2 separate regions of the Mus musculus genome follow, and region 2 is linked to region 1. Evidence: chromatin contacts called from ENCODE Hi-C or POLR2A ChIA-PET data. All regions are on one chromosome and are shown on one strand. Each heading gives the region's core, a stretch centred on a gene start or an enhancer-like site at or near the end of the contact. The rest is flanking DNA. Distances are from core to core; before and after follow the strand shown. Region 1 holds the start of Stx12 (syntaxin 12). Region 2 has its middle 16 kb from the start of Fam76a.

Region 1 (2,700 bases), core at 30-2,529:
GCCAGCCTGGTACACAGAGTGAGTTCCAGGATAGTCAGAGCTACAAAAAAACTGTCTCAAAAAGAAAATAAAAGCACAGTGGTAGCTTATGCTTTAAAGCTTAGGACATAACTGCAATTCAGAACTGACTCTACTTATTAACAGTATAGCTAAGCTCACAAAAAAAAAAAAAAAAAAAAAAAACAGAATAATAAACAACACAGATGGTTGTCACCATTTTTAAAGTAAAATTGCTTCTGTTGTTCTGTTTACAGGGCTCTGGGATGATTCTGAAACTCAAAAACAGCCTGTACTTGACTCTAGCTACAGAAGGGAGTTTTAAGGTAAGCAGTTACAAACTGACTTGGCCCAACCCTGCCATCTCTTACTTGGTGTGTAATTGTGGCCAAGAGTAGCTCTCAACGGAGGCAGAAGAGGACATCTTCATGCTTGAAATGGGAAAAACGTTCGCTACAAAGACAACCTAACCTAAAATGTTCCCGGTGCATTCTGTGCCATAAAGCAGCAGTCCTCCCGTCCCTTAAATGCCAGGCACTGACTGACGTCCAGGTTAATTACAGGAAACACAGTGTATTAAGTCACTCGAACGCACGCATTCTCCACTTCCCTTAATTGAAAGTTGCTGATGTCTGAGGACCCAACCGCTGAGCTGAATGTGAACCTAAAGTCGCAACCAAGTAAGCACCCCCTGATCGGAACTGAGGAAAACAAGGTGGGTGGGGAGAGGGGGACGGCGACGACAGGAAAAACTCGGCTGACCACTGCGCCAAGTCAAGACTGCTGCTCACAGTCCTGGAGATGACACACACTCCCTCCCACCATCGGGGCTGTCGGCTCTGTTGACCCCCAACACCGTGAACTCTAACCGCCTAAGACAGGGGTGTGGACCTAAAGGGCCCGAGCCTGGCCGACCCAGGGAAAGGCAGCTCGCCGCGCCCAGAGTGGAGGCTCGCGACGGCCTCAAGGTGTGGCCTGAGCTGCGACCCAGACCGGGCTCCCCGACTTGGCAGCTTCACCACCGTCTGTCCCTCAGGCCGCCCCCAGCTCCCGGCTGGGTCCCCTCGCTCACTGGCTTGGCTGATCCGCTGGATGTTGCCACTGCATGTCTGGATGATGCTGTTGAAGTCCCGGGGCTGAGGCCCCGACGGCCCGGGGTTCCGATACATGTCTAAGGGACCGTAGGACATGACAGTGAGCAGAGACCGGGTCGCGCTTCGCGGCGCTCCTACCGGAAGCTGCCACTGACCGGGCCCAGCAGCTGAGAGGAAAACCGGGAAGAGAAAGGGCGGGGAAGGGACCGCGACTGCGTGCGCACTGACCCCCCGCCCATCGCGGTGCGCATGCGCGCGCTCCGCCCCATCCTGCAGTGCGCGTGTGCGGCTGGAATTGGCGGTGGGTCGTCTCTTGAGAGTTTTCGAACTGCTGGCGGTGAGCGTTCTCGCAAGACCCGACTCCTCCAGCTGTGAAGCCAGTACAGGACCGGACTTCTTCAGCCTGTCGTCTACAGACGGCGCGCCCCGCATTCCACGACCTTCCGGCCGCCAACACGCTCATCCGCATCCTGCTGCTCCCGCATCCTGCCGCTCCCGCATCCTGCTGCTCCGCGCGGCACTGTTGTTCAGGCACCCAGCAAGTTCTTGCTTTTCCAACCCATGTCAAAATCGAGGTGAATGCATGAGCATGGAATGGGACCAGTACACGTGCAGTTGTACCCGACAGGATTCGATGGTGAAAACTGTTCAACACCTAAATTTCTAGCAAGAATAAAGTTACTACTGAAACCATCCGCCAATACGGTGTGCCCCGTGCTTACCCACTTCAAGGGATTCTGGGACATTGTTGATTAACATTTCCTTCCTTTGAGGTCAGGCTGGTATACAGGGTGAGTTCCAGGACAGCCAAGGTTACATAGAGAAACCCTGTCTCGGAAAACCCACTCACACTCCAAACAAATAAAAACCATTCCCTTCCTGCGGAATTCAGTCATGAGATATGTTGCCAGCCAGATGGCATTTGATTGACAGCCCACCAACTTACAATGTGCACCACACCTACGAAAACTGGGCACCCTTCTCCAACCTCTCCTACTACATCAGAGCCTCTCCTCCTGTAACAGATGACTGCCTGACTCCCATCCTGTGAAAGGGAAGAAGAGGGTTTCTGATTCAAAAGATTATGGGGAAAATTCTAAGAAAAAAATTCATCCTTGACCCCCAGGGCTCGAATATGATATTCACATTCTTCGGCCAGCAATTCACCCACCAGTATCTCAAGACAGACCAGAAACAAGGACATATATTCACTAGAGGGCTGGGCCATGGAGTGGACATATAAGCCATGTTTATGGTAAAACTCCAGATAGACAGCATAAACTGCTCCTTTGCTTTCTCTTTTAATTATTTATTTTTATGCTCATTGGTCTTTTGCCTGTACCTGTGAGGGTGACAGAGCCCCTGGACCTGGAGTTACAGAGAGCTGTGAGCTGCCATGTGAATGCTGGGAATTGAACCTGTGTCCTCTGGAAGAGCAGCCAGTGTTCTTAACTGCAGAGTCATTTCTCCAGCCCCAAACTATGCCTTTTCAAGGATGAAAAACTCAAGTACCAGGTAATTGATGAAGAGGTATATTCTCCCATCAGAGAGATCAGGGACACTCAGGTGGAAGCAGACTGCCACTGCAAACCCCCAAATACCTGCTTTA
Region 2 (2,700 bases), core at 121-2,620, 54 kb after region 1:
CTAGATCTCACCAGACAGCACTACAGCATTCTAGCATCTGACAGAAGCGGCGCACCCACAGCTGGGCCGGCTGGATCCAGAAGGTGTGAGATCAAACGCCAGGAGGATCTGGCTCTCTAGTGTGGTCTTGACAGCTTACCTTTGACCTGCCCCAATGGTTACCAGGAGGGCTCCTGGCAACCCACTGATAACAAGAGGGGAAGAGTTGAATCCAATTCACAAGTCAGATGGACACAGATCATTCTATTACAGACTGTGAGAGTCCCTCCAGGCGTGTAACCACGACAAGCCTACTTCTCCATCCTCTGCATGGAGACGGATGGGTGGGAGTAAGCATACTCCAGCTCCTACCAGCAACATGCGTGTCTTGTCAAGGGCATGGAATGAACAGGACTGAAAGGCTGGGGAAAAGTAGCGTGGGTAGGCACATGTACATGAAGTGGGTGCAAAGCACTGGGCCCTCCGTTGCACATGAATACTGACCAGAGTCCATGTGCAGAGGAGGTGCCCAGCCACTTCCCACCTATGGATGTCAGCTAGCCTCTACATCTCAGCCCCCTGCCTTTGCAGTAGACTTTGTAAGAGTCTCCATGGAGACAGTGATGGGGCTTTGAATGGGCTGAGCGGCTAAGGCTCTCTCTTCTGGGGGCTGAACTAGCAACCGCCAATAAAGGGCCAACCTTCCGCCAGTAGGGGCCAAAATGGCCATGTTGCTCGTAGGCAACATCCATCCACCCAGTGGCAGGGTGGCTACATCAGACCCTTTCTACTTTGGGGTCAGGAATAATTCTAATTTCCAGCAATTCCTATGTTCACCAAAAAATTACCCAGAGTGCTTCTGCAAGTAGCACCACCCAAAGGCTTTCAGGAATGCTCTGTCTGAACCAGAGCCATAGCTCAGTGGATAAAAGTACTTGCCACGAGGGCTAGAGAGATGGCTCAGCGGTTAAGAGCACCGACTGCTCTTCCAGAGGTCCCAAATTCAATTCCCAGCAACCACATGGTGGCTCACAACCATCTGTCATGGGATCTTGTGTCTTCTTCTGGTGTGTCTGAAGACAACAACAGTGTCTCCACATACATAAAACAAATAAATAATAAATTTAAAAAAAAAAGAAAAGAAACAGCCTATGGCACTTTGTAAGACCATTTGGAATTGGAAAGGCCTCATGTACACAGAGTGCTCTGAGCATGTGCAGGTCCTGTCATGCAGCAAGTGCCCAATAAACGCTTTTAGTGTTAATTGGGTTGGGTTGTGAAAGATCTTTGTGCCCTAAGGGAAGCTGGTGGTCAGCTCCACTAAGCCCAATAGGGCGGTGGCTCCCACCATGGCGTGACAGGCTTTCAATACTCTTGGCTGTTCCCAAGGTCCCCGGCTTGAATTACAATCTTCTGCCAGCAGGCAGGGCACAGATGCTGGAAGACAGGAGACCAGAAAACTCTGCATCGTGCAGGAAATGGAAACTCTGATGGGGATTGGCTGCCTGGGGCAGAGTGGAGGGGATCCAACATGATTATAAAAAGCCAGCCTTCAGCCAGCCAGAAAGGAGCTCTCTCGCTGCAGCTCCAATCTATCAGCAGGCTCAGGCTCCGGGCAGGAACTCGGCTTTTCTTCTCTCCTCCAAGGTAAAACCAGGAGGCAGGAAGTGTGGGTGCAAAGCTGCCCCCTCCTCTGCCAAGGCGCCTGCCTGTGAGCCTGAATGCATGCGTATTAAGGAGGCAGAATCCTTGGGTTCCTTTCATGCCCTGGGCTGTGACTAATACGAAGGTAGGGCTTTCAGCAGATGGACTGTAAAGCTGTGAGAGCCACAAAATCTAGCTAAGAGTTGTCATTTCAGCTGCCTGTGCCCTTAACCCTACTTCACTCCACCTCTCTAAAATGGAAAAGGCCGGCTAACATGGCTCAGCCAGTTAGGGTGATTGCTGCGAAGCCTGACCATGAGAGTTCGATACCCAGAGCACACACGGTCGAAAGGTGTGCTACTGCTGCTAGCTGGCCTTTTACTTACATACATGTGCCTTGGCATGTGCTCCCCTTCAGACCAGTAAATAAACAAATAAACAAAGTAACCAAATAAACGCAATTTTAAGGGAGATTAAGACACCTTTCCTAAGGTCCTGTGCAATAGCAGCAATAAGTACTCTTAACCACTGAGTTTACGATCTCTCTAGCCGCCATTATTTACTAATGCTATTACTACTACTACTAGGACGACTGTTGTTATATTATTATTAATTAATTAATTAATTATTAGGTCTCACTTTGTAGTCCATGCTGACCTGGAAGTCACTAAGATGTTCCGGAATCCTCCTTCCTCGGTCTCCTAAGTGTAGAGATGACAGGCGTGAACCACCAGACCCTGCTAACAGACACCTATTACTGGGTCCATTCGACCTGAACGTGTGACCACCCGGTGGGGGCAGAACTTGTAGAAAGGATACGGATGTGGCGTGGCTCCCGAAGCAGGGTTCTAGTCTCAGTTTATCAGAACATCCCCAACCCACATCAAATCGGAAGGAGAAACAACAGGGTCTGAAGGCCGCGGGTCTTCCTTTTGGAAGGAAGGTCCGTGAGAGGCGCCACCGTGCGGCAAAAGAAGGTATCGCTGTTATACTCTCTGCCTCTTGGAGTGGATGGGGAGGCTTGCAGGTCAGAGACCCAGCTTCAGACGGGTTAGGGCCACGCGATGAGACGCTGGT

Evidence for each region. A loop is a pair of places that touch in the nucleus more often than their neighbours do. ChIA-PET counts read pairs that join two places held with the same protein, here RNA polymerase II (POLR2A).
Region 2: POLR2A ChIA-PET joins it to region 1 with 16 read pairs in embryonic stem cell. The contact joins the enhancer-like site here to the promoter of Stx12 in region 1. A Hi-C loop is called at or near these places in 1 of 37 maps with a recorded cell type or tissue (T-helper 17 cell). POLR2A ChIA-PET finds 5 or more read pairs at or near these places in 2 of 5 experiments (both embryonic stem cell).

The regions. Positions count from the first base shown.
Region 1 is chr4:132,883,179-132,885,878 of GRCm38, forward strand. Stx12 (syntaxin 12) reads right to left here and starts at 1,280. Exons shown (of 9, transcript NM_133887.4): 1 at 1,070-1,280. The coding sequence starts at 1,187. It also overlaps the pseudogene Gm13033.
Region 2 is chr4:132,937,046-132,939,745 of GRCm38, forward strand. No RefSeq gene overlaps it. Among named protein-coding and RNA genes, the nearest start is that of Fam76a, 16 kb to the left of the region's middle. Within about 2 kb of position 1,371, at least 1 of the 3 ENCODE cell types and tissues checked has a DNase peak (open chromatin) inside an H3K27ac peak, as active enhancers do.